Regions from separate parts of the Homo sapiens genome. Here region 1 is linked to region 2. The links are chromatin contacts, found by Hi-C or POLR2A ChIA-PET in ENCODE. All regions are on one chromosome and are shown on one strand. Each heading gives the region's core, a stretch centred on a gene start or an enhancer-like site at or near the end of the contact. The rest is flanking DNA. Distances are from core to core; before and after follow the strand shown. Region 1 has its middle 32 kb from the start of LINC02815. Region 2 has its middle 130 kb from the start of LINC02815.

Region 1 (5,570 bases), core at 2,135-4,634, 160 kb before region 2:
TGGTAAAGGGAAATGCTACAAATGATTTTTTTTAAGTTTTTCTGGTCTTCAATGATCTTTATAAACTCCATTTGTTTTTTTATTATAGATGATCCTACAGTCTGCAAATTATGATATTTTTATCTTTTCCCCTCCCACTCTTCTGCTCTTTCCTTTTTATTTCTTGCACTGTTGGCTGAGCCCTTCAGGACTATGTTAAAGGGCAGTCCTGGACGGAAGAGCATGGTCTTGCTTTCACAATTAAAGGGAGTGAGGGTCAAGCTTCTCCCTTAGCAGAGTATTTGCTGTAAGTTTTCTGATGTATAACCTTTTCTAAGTTAAGGCATTCCCTTTCTATCTTTGGTTTCTTCAATTTGTTAAGAGATTTCCCCCACCTTAATACATAGTTATTAAACTTTACCGAGTGTCTCTTCTGTAGAAATTGAGATAATCATAGAATTGTTCTCCCTTATTCTAGCAATGTTAACTACATTGACAAATGTTTTCCATGGAACCATTCTTGCCTTCCTGAGCTGAATACTAATTGGTTGTAATTTTTCTTAATACGCTATTAGAGTCAGTAAGATTATGTAGCATATTATTTATTCTTTGAAATTTTGGTAGAGATTACCTAGGTAACCATCTGGGCCTGGCACCCCAGGTTTTGCTTGGCAGTGTTTTCATTGTTATTTATTTTATAATTTTCCTATTAGTTTATTTTAATGTAAATATATTTGTTAGCATGTTAATTGGTTTCCAGACATAGTTGACCCTTAAACAACAAAGATTTGAATTGCACGGGTCCACTTCTACTGGAGGTTTCTTCTGCCTCTGCCACCCCTGAGACAGCAAGACCAACTCTTCCTCTTCCTCCTCCTCCCCAGCTACTCAATGTGAAGACGATGAGGATGAAGACTTTGATGATGATCTGCTTCCACTTAATCAATAGAAAATGTATTTTCTCTTTCTTAGAATTTTCTTAATAATATTTGCTTTGCTCTAGCTTTCTTTATTGTAAGAATAATGTATATAATACATATAACATACACAGTATGTGTTAATCAACTATTTGTGTTATCGGTGATGTTCCTGTCAACTGTAGGCTATTAGTAAAGCTTTTGGAGGGAGTCAAAAGTTGTATGTGAATTTTTGACTGAGCGGGGGGTCAATGTTCCTAACTCCCATGTTATTTAAGGGTTAGTTGGATATGGTATTTCAAAAAGATACTTTTTTGATATTGATTTCTAATTTTATTGTTATGTGGTCAGAGAATACATGGGAGATATATATATATATAATATTGATTCTTTAGAATTGATCATTGAGGTACATAGTCAGTTTTTAGAAACATCCTATGTATGCCTGAAAAGAATGTGTATCTTCTCTTTGTTAGACATTGAGTCCTGTATATAACTCATAGTTCAAGCATACTCTATATCTTTGTTTATAATTTTTATCTGCTCAAGCCATTAGTGTTTGAGAAAGGTGTGCTAAGTCTTCACCCACAACTGTTGATTTACCCTTGCTTCATGTATTTTGAGGATATATGGTTTTGAATTTAGGTGATTATATCTTTTGGCTGTATGATTCTTTTTGCCAGTAACCTATGATTCTTTTTAACTTGAATTCTATTTTGTTAAAGGTTGAGATTGTTATCCCAGTTTTCCAGTTTGGGCTCATCTTTTCCCACCTTTTATTTTCATCCCCTTAAAGACTTTTTGGAAATGGAATGGTGGTTATCAGAGGCTGGGAAGAGAAGGGGGCTGTAGGGATGAAGAGAAGTAGGTTAAGGGGTACAAAAATACAGTCGGATAGAAGAAATAAGTTCTCGTATTCAATAGTACAGCAGAGAAGTTATACTTAACAGTAGTTTATTGTAAGCCAAGCATGGTGGCTCATGCCTGTAATCCCAGCACTTGGGGACGCTGAGGTGGGTGAATTACTTGAAGCAAGGAATTCAAGACCAGCCTGGGCAACATGGGGAAAACTTGTCTCCAGAAAAACTAGCTGGGTGTGGTGGCACATGCCTATAGTCCTAGCTACTTGAGAGACTGGAGTGGGAGGATCGCTTGAGCCCAGGAGGTTGAGGATGCAGTGAACCCTGATTGTACCACTGCACTCTAGCGTGGGTGACAGAGTGATACCTTGTTTCAAAAAACAAAAATGAAAACAAAAAACAAAAACAAAATAAAACAATATAACTTATTGTATATTTCAAAAGAAAAACTAGAAGAAAAAAATATAATGTTCCCAACACAAAGAAATGTTTGAGGTGAGGGGTATTCCAATTACTCTGATTTGATCATTACACATTGTATACAGGTATCAAAATATCACATACACCCCATAAATATGTACAACTGTGATACGTCAATAAAAAATACAAAAACCTTTTTGCTGATTGGTTCCCAGTTATTGTGTTTTACAGGTTAGGGTATCTGTGTAGTGACTCTCTTTAAGTGGAGCGTTCTTTCACAGTATCCATGAAGTGGCAGAATTCAGTTACGTGGGTAGGCACAGGCTTTCTGTGAGCTGCCCTCCCTGATCTTGCTCTTTCCCTGCACCTTCATAGCTCCTAGCTGCATAAGAGGCCTGGTGATGTGGCTTTCAAGAGTCAAACAGAAACCCAAAGTGAAAGTCGAGTTTTTCTGCTGCTGGCCTCCCTAACTGAGGTCTGCTTTACTCCCATACAGGCCCTAGTAGATGTTTGCCCACAGCAGGAACCCAGCTCTAAATGAAGGGATGGGGCAGGAGGCAGGTAGGGAGGTTTAGTGAAGGATGAGCCTGGATGATGCTGTTGAAAGGCTTCATCATGATTCAAACATTGTACTGTTCTGTGTCTTTCTCATTCCGCCCTGCTTCTGAGAGTTGGTCTGAAGGTTGTGCTTCCTCAGCTCTGAGGTTTTTGGATTAGTGTCTGTCAGTTACAAAATGGAGATAATAAAGCAGGGAGGCCGGGCGTGGTGGCTCATGCCTGTAACCCCAGCACTTTGGGAGGCCGAGGCGGGTAAGTTACTTGCGGTCAGGGGCTGACATTTGCTTGAAGCCTCCAGCTCATGACTGAGCCAGGACTACCCTTGCCAAGCCATTCCTGACTTCCTGATCCACAGAAACTTTGAGAGATACAAGTCACTGATTATTGTTTTAAGCCACTAAGTTATGGGATTATTCAATGCACAATGATAGATACACTGACTTTTTACATGAGCTTCAAAACTGTCATTCCAACTCTACTCTCCTCTCTAAATCATACTGAAGGCTGACTGATGAAATCTTCCTAAGATACAAATTTAATCCAGCTGTTCTTATATTCAAGAACACTTGTAACCTAGCAATCAGTGGCTTGACGCCCAATGCGCATAGAGGCCAATACCATTGTGCCAGCTTTTGAGAAAAGAAAAAGCTTTATTGCGACTCAACTGGCAAAGAGACAGTAGGAAATGCTCAAGTCTGTCTCCCCAAGCTGGGGTTTGGTTTGTGTTTTATAAGCGCAGGGTAATGAGGTGTGGTCTAAATGGATCTTGCAATGAGGTGATGCCGGGAGGCATGGTTTGACTGCTTCCTGCCATGGGATGATGCCGGAGCTCCATCTGATTGGATCCCGGATCCTACCATCCAGTGTCTGCTTCTTAACTCAGTCCCTGCTCCTCCGTCCCAGCACGTAGGTCCCCACTGTGGTTGCACACTTAGATCTCCTGGGCAGGCTCAGGTCATGTGACCTTCAACCTGGGAGTCCATGATGACTGAAAAACAAGTCATAACTTTGTTACATAAAAGTTGAGCTGGGTGGGGTGTGGTGGCTCACGCCTGTAATCCCAGCACTTTGGGAGGCTGAGATGGGTGGATCACCTGAGGTCAGGAGTTTGAGACCAGCCTGGCCAACATGATGAAACCCCATCTCTACTAAAAATACAAAAATTAGCTAGGCGTGGTGGCGCATGCCTGTAATCCCAGCTACTCGGGAGGCGAGGCAGGGGAATCGCTTGAACCTAGGAGGTGGAGGTTGCAGTGAGCCGAGATTGCGCCATTGCACTCCATCCTGGCGACAGAGCAAAAATCTGTCTCAAAAAAAAAAAAAAAAAAGTTGAGCCAGATTGGTCCGGTGCAGTTGCACTGACTATATTTTGCCAATTAAGTCTGGTCCAGATTCATTAGTTTGAGGTTCAGTGCCCTCCGTGAGCTACCCCTGCTGCATCCCATGTGTCCAACCACATGTATCCCATGTTAACTCTCTTCCGTCAGTTGGGTGGACTCCTGAGGGGTCCCCCAACGCCTACTCACAATTCCTGGACATGCATTTTCCAGTACAAATTCCACTCCGTGTCTCTCAGCTTGTGCTGATGCTTCCCTCGCTGCAATTCCTTTGGGGTTTATGGTCTTTGTCACTCATGTTGGAAGTAATTAGGTCCTGTTATGTTCTGGATCTTTCTTCTGCTGCCTATGTCTCTGCCTTGATCCTCCACTGTGGCGTATGTGCCTTGAGGTTGGGTAGCAAAGGTCTGGTTTTGCTACATGTCTTTGTTGACTTTTTGCTAGAACGTGCTGTGTCTTCTCTTCTCCCCACCTCAGTTTTCTCAGCTGTAGGTGAAGAAATTGGACTACGTGGGGTCTCAGGCATCTTCTGGAGCTAGCAGCTCATGAGCCCGCTGACAAACTGAACCCATGCAGAAATGTAATAACTGTCCGTCTCCCTGCCTCTAGCTTTTCTCCCTTTGAATCTAGCCCCTCCCACCCCCACTGCCAAACTTGTTTTTCCTATGACACAGATTTGATTGTGTTAATCTTTTTAAATATTTAAATATTTCTTCCAGCAGTGTTCTGTAATTTTCTTTTTTTTTAACTTTTATTTGTTAAATAGGTAACATAGGTAAAGACATGTCACATAGGTAGAGATGTGTCACAGGGGTTTGTTGTCCATATTATTTCATCACCCAGGTATCAAGCCCAGTACCCAACAGTTATCTTGTCTTCTCCTCTCCTTCCTCCCACCTTCCACCCTCCACCCTGTAGACCCCAGTGACTTTTGTTTCCTTCTTTGTGTTCATAAGTTCTCATCACTTAGCTCCCAGGGTTAATCTTCTTAGAAGTGTCCACTGAATTTCCATTACCTACAGAATAAAGTCACAGCTTCTTAAGAGTCAATGAGAAGGTTCATTGTTGACGAAGGGCCTGTTCTGTGCCAAGGGCTGGGAGACTCAGTGAGCCAGTCAAAGCCGCCTCCAGGCTGCAGACAGGAAGGCACCGGGCTCTAGCAGCGGGTCCCCAGTTTTGCTTGTGAGCTGCATTCCACTGGCCACTCTGCCTTTCATAGAGGTGAGGTATTAATAGTAGTTGAGGAAGACTTTATGAGGGAGATTGGATTGGTGCTGAGCTTTGAAAGATGAATGAAATCATTTGGGGGATTCATCCACAAAAAACACAGAGACTGGCCAACACTGATTTGCAGGGTAAGTTTACGGCATTCTAATGAGACTAGCCTTGTTGGACCAGTAGATTCTAGTGCTGAGTAGTGTGAGGCTAGAAAGGCGTGTTCTCTTGTTCTCATGTAAGCTCTGGGGGTGAGCCTCTGCTATGTGTGTCCAAACGTACTG
Region 2 (5,384 bases), core at 1,621-4,120:
GGCAGTTAGGGATAACTGCATTTAGGCTGGGAACGTAATGCCATTCCTACTGCAGTTTGAAATTTGTGGGCTGGCATGGAAAGCCATTGCATGGGGCCTCTCACACAGCACTCAATAAACTCTAACAAACCTCATGATAACCTGTTTCTACATGTGGGACCATTTGTATCTTTCAAAGATCTTCCATGGAACTCTCTGGAAATACTAAAATAGAGATCTTTGTAAGGGCCACTGCACTTTAGTCTGGGCAACATAGCAAGATCCCATCTCAAATAATAATAATAATAATAATAATAGTAGAGGTCTTAGAATCTGAGAGTGGAATTCCAACCCTGGCTCTGTCATGGCACAGTGTGACTATATCACACACAGCTGCTCTGGGTCCTGCTTTTAAGATGTGTACAATGAGTGGCTTGCCTAGCGTTGCTGGTTTTCTAATAAACCCTGACCACACAGAGGTGCCTGGGGAGGAGGAAGGGAGGGAGAGCTCTGTGCTGTCCTTCCAGCTCCTACAGAAGAATCTGTCTTAGTCAGGCCTCCCCATAAGATTTCATTTGAAAGAAAGTTTTGCACTTAGAAAGTAAAGCTCAAAAGCCACAGGACTAGGAGAGAACCAAGACCTTCCCAGCTCTAACATTCTGGAACTGAGCGCCAGAGCCTGGCATGTGACAAGCTGGCATTGCATTCCCCTCAAAGATGTCACTTAGGAAAAAGCTGACTCACTCATAGGAGTTAAATGGATTCTTCTAAGGGAAGACAAGACCAGTAGCTAACTCATTACTGAGCAGGCTCAATAACACTGATTGTCAAAGGAGCACGTCTACTGGTCGCAAAGTGCCATATGGCTGATTGCGTCTAATAAAATGAGCTCATGTTGAATTGACAATCTGTATATGTCTCTGTTGTCCCCAAAAAGACAGCTGAAAATGATTGAGGGCTGCAAGTATTTGGTGACTGCACCATGGATACAGTAATTTAACTCAGCTGTCACTAAGCTTGTGCCAGATTTGGCCTAGCAGACATTTTTGTGTTGATGGGGCGTGTTTCTTGGTGTGTCTCACTACAGGTGATGGGGTCAGTCCCAGCTGAGGGGTCCACATGGACTCCCCAGCAGGGGCAGTGTATGGCTGTGAGAGCTGCTCACACATCTCTAAGTCCTCATCCATTCCTTCTGTTCCCACGCCCTGCCCATCTCCTCCCACCAGATACAGTGCCAGGTGGGGAAGGCAAGTGAGGACGGTGGGGAGGGGGGTGCAGTGGCAAAGGCCCCCCAACACAGTCTGCTTTGTGACTTGTGGCTGGAGGACTCCACCTAGCACCTTCCTTCTGAGCTGAGCTCCAGCCTGGGCCCCAGTTGCCCCGAGTCCTGGTTAGAGTTCAGAGCTGCAGCTCAGGGTGGTAGCTGCAAGCCCCATGCGGCTACTGAGCACTCTAAATGTGGCAATTCCAAACTGACACTGAATTTCAAGCCCTTGGTACTAGAAAAAGAGACTATAAAAATCTTACAAATTTTATACGATTACATGTTGGAATGATAATGATTTTTATATACAAAGTATATTGCTAAAGTTAATTTCACCTGTTTCTTTTTATTATTATTACTTCTTAGTTAGCCACTAGAAAATGTAAGATGACGTGTGTGGCTCACATTATAATTCTGTTGGGCGCCACTGATCTAGAAAGAATTCGATTTGTAAAGGGGCCCAGATGGACCATTTCAGGGGATTCGGCAAGTGTTTGCCGAGCACCTTCTGTGTGCAGCTCATCTGCCGCACAGATGGCTGTCTGAGCTGCTGGGGGAGGTGGGAGGTGGGGTCGGAGCAGGGAGCTGCCCCATTGGAGGAGCGTGGGGAGCAGTGCCCATCCCTGAGCTGAACCACGGACATCTTCCTCAGGAAGCACTTTGAGTATCTGGGCCCAGCACAGCCCGGAACCCTCCCAGTACCTCTAAGGTTACAAGTAATTGTCTAAGGCCTACGTTATTCCTGCACACCCAAACACAGCCCTCAGCATCTCATGGGAAAAGAGAGCCTTATCTCCAAGATGCACTTTGAAGTTTAAAAATAAAAGTGGGGGTGACCAGTGCAGTGCTGGTTGGCCTCAGCCCATGATGGGGGCTTGGGAGAGTTTTCTTCTCTTTCTTCTCTTCCTCCCTCCCCTTCCTCCCTTCCATTCTCCTCTCCTTCCTTCCTTTCATCCTTTCCTTCATTCCTTCCTTCCTCCCTCCCCTTCCTTCCTTCCATCCTCCTCTCCTCTCCTCTCCTCTCCTCTCCTCTCCTCTCCTCTCCTCCCCTCCCCTCCCCTCCCCTCCCCTCCCCTCCCCTCCCCTCTCCTCTCCTTCCCTGCCTCCCTCCCTTTGATGCTTAAGACTCAGCACAGGAAGAGAGAGCTCCTAGGAACATGAAAGCTGAAGATAAACCCCAAAGCCTCCTTTGTCTTCCCTTAATCTGCTTTAAGCTCCCACCAGCTCAAGCCTAATTGAGTTAGTTCTTGAGTGAAAGGGAGCTTTGGTGATGTTAAACTGTTATTTAATCACAAGTGGCAGGTGGGATGTGGGGCAAAGGGCAGGAAAAGTGGGTCTGTGGGAACGTAGAGCTGAGCAAAGCCTTCCTTCCTCCCCTCGCATCAGGGAAGGCCCGCGATGCCCTTTCATTAGTATTTCAGCCAGTGTTTTCCAAATTGCTGACCATAAACCGTTAGGGGATTGGGAAATCAGTTTCGTGGATTTCAACGAGCATTGTTGAAATGTGGGGGGTGGTGCGGCCTGGGAAGAGTAGAACAGAAAGTAACAGAAGGCTTTGCAGGTAGTGAAAGGAAGTATTGCTTCCTGAAACTTTTGACTTAGATGTGAGTCAGCTGTGTGTGCATGTGCACTTAATTGCAACAGAAAATGCACTTTTTGCTGTGGGTCATGAGCAAAAAAGTTTGAAAGCTTCTCTCTGATGCTCCTAGAAATAGAGTCCCTTCTGTGCGTGGGTCAGGAGAAATGATAAGCAACAGAGGATGGGGAACAGGAATCCTTGGCTGTGTGATAGAAAAGGCTGTGGGGAGGTGCGAGGTGGGAGGTGGGAGAAGCAGCAGGGTCTGAGTGCCCGGGCCTGGGCAGCCTGTTAAACTTCATGGCCCCATGGTCTGTTTGCTTCTGCACCTGCAGCAGGGAGCAGAGGCCAGGCCCCAGGGGGCACGTGGCTCCACATTCTGAAAATCAAATTAGTGGACAAGGGAATGGAAGGCCTCTTTGAGGGGCTCTGTGCCACATGTATTCACCTGGGATCGGGGAAGGAAGGATGACAATGGAGAGAGTGTTCTGGGAGGAAATTCAGTTCTCACCTGAGTAGACTGTCTGTGGGGGGCTTTGCAGATGCTCAGCGTTGCAGAAGATGACGTTTCTATTTCCACTGTTAAAGAACCCGTCTTGGCCAGGCGCAGTGGCTCACACCTATAATCCCAGCACTTTGGGAGGCCGAGGTGGGTGGATCACGAGATCAGGAGTTTGAGACCAGCCTGGCCAATGTGGTGAAACCCTGTCTCTACTAAAAATACAAAAAATTAGCAGGGTGTGGTGGCACACGCCTGTAATCCCAGCTACTCGGGAGGCTGAGGAAGGAGAATCACTTGAATCCAGGAGGCGGAGGTTGCAGTGAGCTGAGATCGTGCCATTGCACTCCAGCCTGGGCGACAGAGCAAGACTCCATCTCGAGAAGAAGAAGAAGAAAAAAGGAACCCCTCTTATTCTTTCGCCATTCGTATTTTATGTGTATAACAGTCAATATTATGATGAGCACTGGGATTCATACTAACTCATTCTATTGCTAAAACAATTTTTTCACTGAGCTTTTTCTTTTGGTGCCTCTTAAATAATCTCACTATTAAGCCAAAAAAATCAGAAAGTGAGCTATTTGGGAAAAAACAAGCACAAAGATGAACTCAACCCTGGTTGAAATATAGCCCTGGGGAAGGGAACTACTTGATCTCCCAAAGCACAAAGATCGGCGACTTTGTAGCACTTTGAGTGTCTGGGCCTGGCAGGCAGCTCTGAATGTTCCTGTTGCCTCTAAGGTTACAAATGATTGTCTAAGGCCTATGTTACACCTTCATACCCATGTACGACACTCAGCCTCTCATGAGAAAAGAAAGCTTTATCTCTAAGATGAACTTTGAGGTTTAAAAATAAAAGCAGGGCTGCCGTTTCCCAGGGCCACTGTTGAGACTGCGCAGAATGGGCTATTTCTTTACAAATAAACAAGCGTCTTACAGGCTGACCAGCTAACTGGCATTTCAGGTGGCTGAAACTTTTCCTTTGAGGCCTACCCAGGTGAAGGGACATTTACTTGGGTTTAACATGTTTGCATCTGAGGAGAAATTTTTAAAAGCATTTTTCTTATGGAGAAAGGGAAACATTTTGCTATTTATTTATTTATTTATATTTTAGAGATGGAGTCTCACTTCGTCACCCAGGCTGGAGAGCAGTGGCGTGATCATAGCTCACCGCAGCCTCGACCTGGGCTCAAGGAATTGTCCCAGGAAACTGTTCTTTTCAAATGGCGGGGAGACAGAAAATGCTGATGATCCACAGTGCTGCTCAAGTTTAGAATGCAACAAAGAAACAGCCAGTTGTTGTGAAATTATTCGCCAATCATTACACACAATGACAGGAAATTATTTATAGAAAAAATCCCAACATAATTTCTTTCCCCAGCATCCCAGGGGACAAACCAGGGAAGGTAGTGCAGGAACAAGCCCAGCAGTGAGCTGTCACCTGTGGCACTGCTCAGCCACCTGCTGTGTCTTCAGTAGCTTCCCCTTCAGGCATGGGGCTTTCTTCCTGCCTGTACCTTAGTGTATCCCAGCAGGATGAAAGCACTTCTGAGACAGATGTTTCTGGGTCCTAGTGTTTCTCTTTGCCCTGCCCTGGGTTTAGTATGCACACATCCACACTGGCGGTTGCTCCTAGCCCCCAGGGCCTATGTCCTGCGACCCTTCTTGGCCTTTACTTCTCATGGCATGAAGGAGGGAAAGGCCCAAAGAAGCGAAGGCCCTGCATGAGCTAGGTGGCTGGGGAGGGGTTGAGCAGGCTCATAATTAGGAAGATGACAGACAAGGATGCTGGCATCCTTCACACTGATGTGCTGTGTAAAGTCCGGCTCGCAGTGTGACCCTGTCACCCCCAGAGGACCAGGACCATTGAGCGGCACCTTCTGACTGGCACAGCTCCTTTGAGGCTCTCAGAGGCGCAGGTTTTCCTCCAGGCCTGGTGGCTCTTCCTGGAGGGGATGGTGCTGCCATCCTCTCTAGCAGTCCAGGGTCTGCACCGTGGGCTTGGTGGGGCCCAGTGTCCTCGGGTCACAGCTCTCAGCAGAATTCTGCTTCTCTGCTGCCTGTGG

Evidence for each region. Hi-C counts contacts between places; a loop is a spot of excess contacts on that map. ChIA-PET counts read pairs that join two places held with the same protein, here RNA polymerase II (POLR2A). Pooled maps may share reads with other maps.
Region 1: a loop to region 2 is called in a pooled map, with 2.7 times the contacts of the local background. The contact joins two enhancer-like sites. A Hi-C loop is called at or near these places in 4 of 50 pooled maps. POLR2A ChIA-PET finds 5 or more read pairs at or near these places in 4 of 52 experiments (MCF 10A, Panc1, activated CD8-positive, alpha-beta T cell and 1 more).

Annotation. Positions count from the first base shown.
Region 1 is chr1:229,183,906-229,189,475 of GRCh38, reverse strand. No RefSeq gene overlaps it. Among named protein-coding and RNA genes, the nearest start is that of LINC02815, 32 kb to the right of the region's middle. RefSeq lists an enhancer at 2,672-2,721. Within about 2 kb of position 3,384, at least 3 of the 41 ENCODE cell types and tissues checked have a DNase peak (open chromatin) inside an H3K27ac peak, as active enhancers do.
Region 2 is chr1:229,025,142-229,030,525 of GRCh38, reverse strand. No RefSeq gene overlaps it. Among named protein-coding and RNA genes, the nearest start is that of LINC02815, 130 kb to the left of the region's middle. RefSeq lists an enhancer at 2,265-3,002. Within about 2 kb of position 2,870, at least 7 of the 41 ENCODE cell types and tissues checked have a DNase peak (open chromatin) inside an H3K27ac peak, as active enhancers do.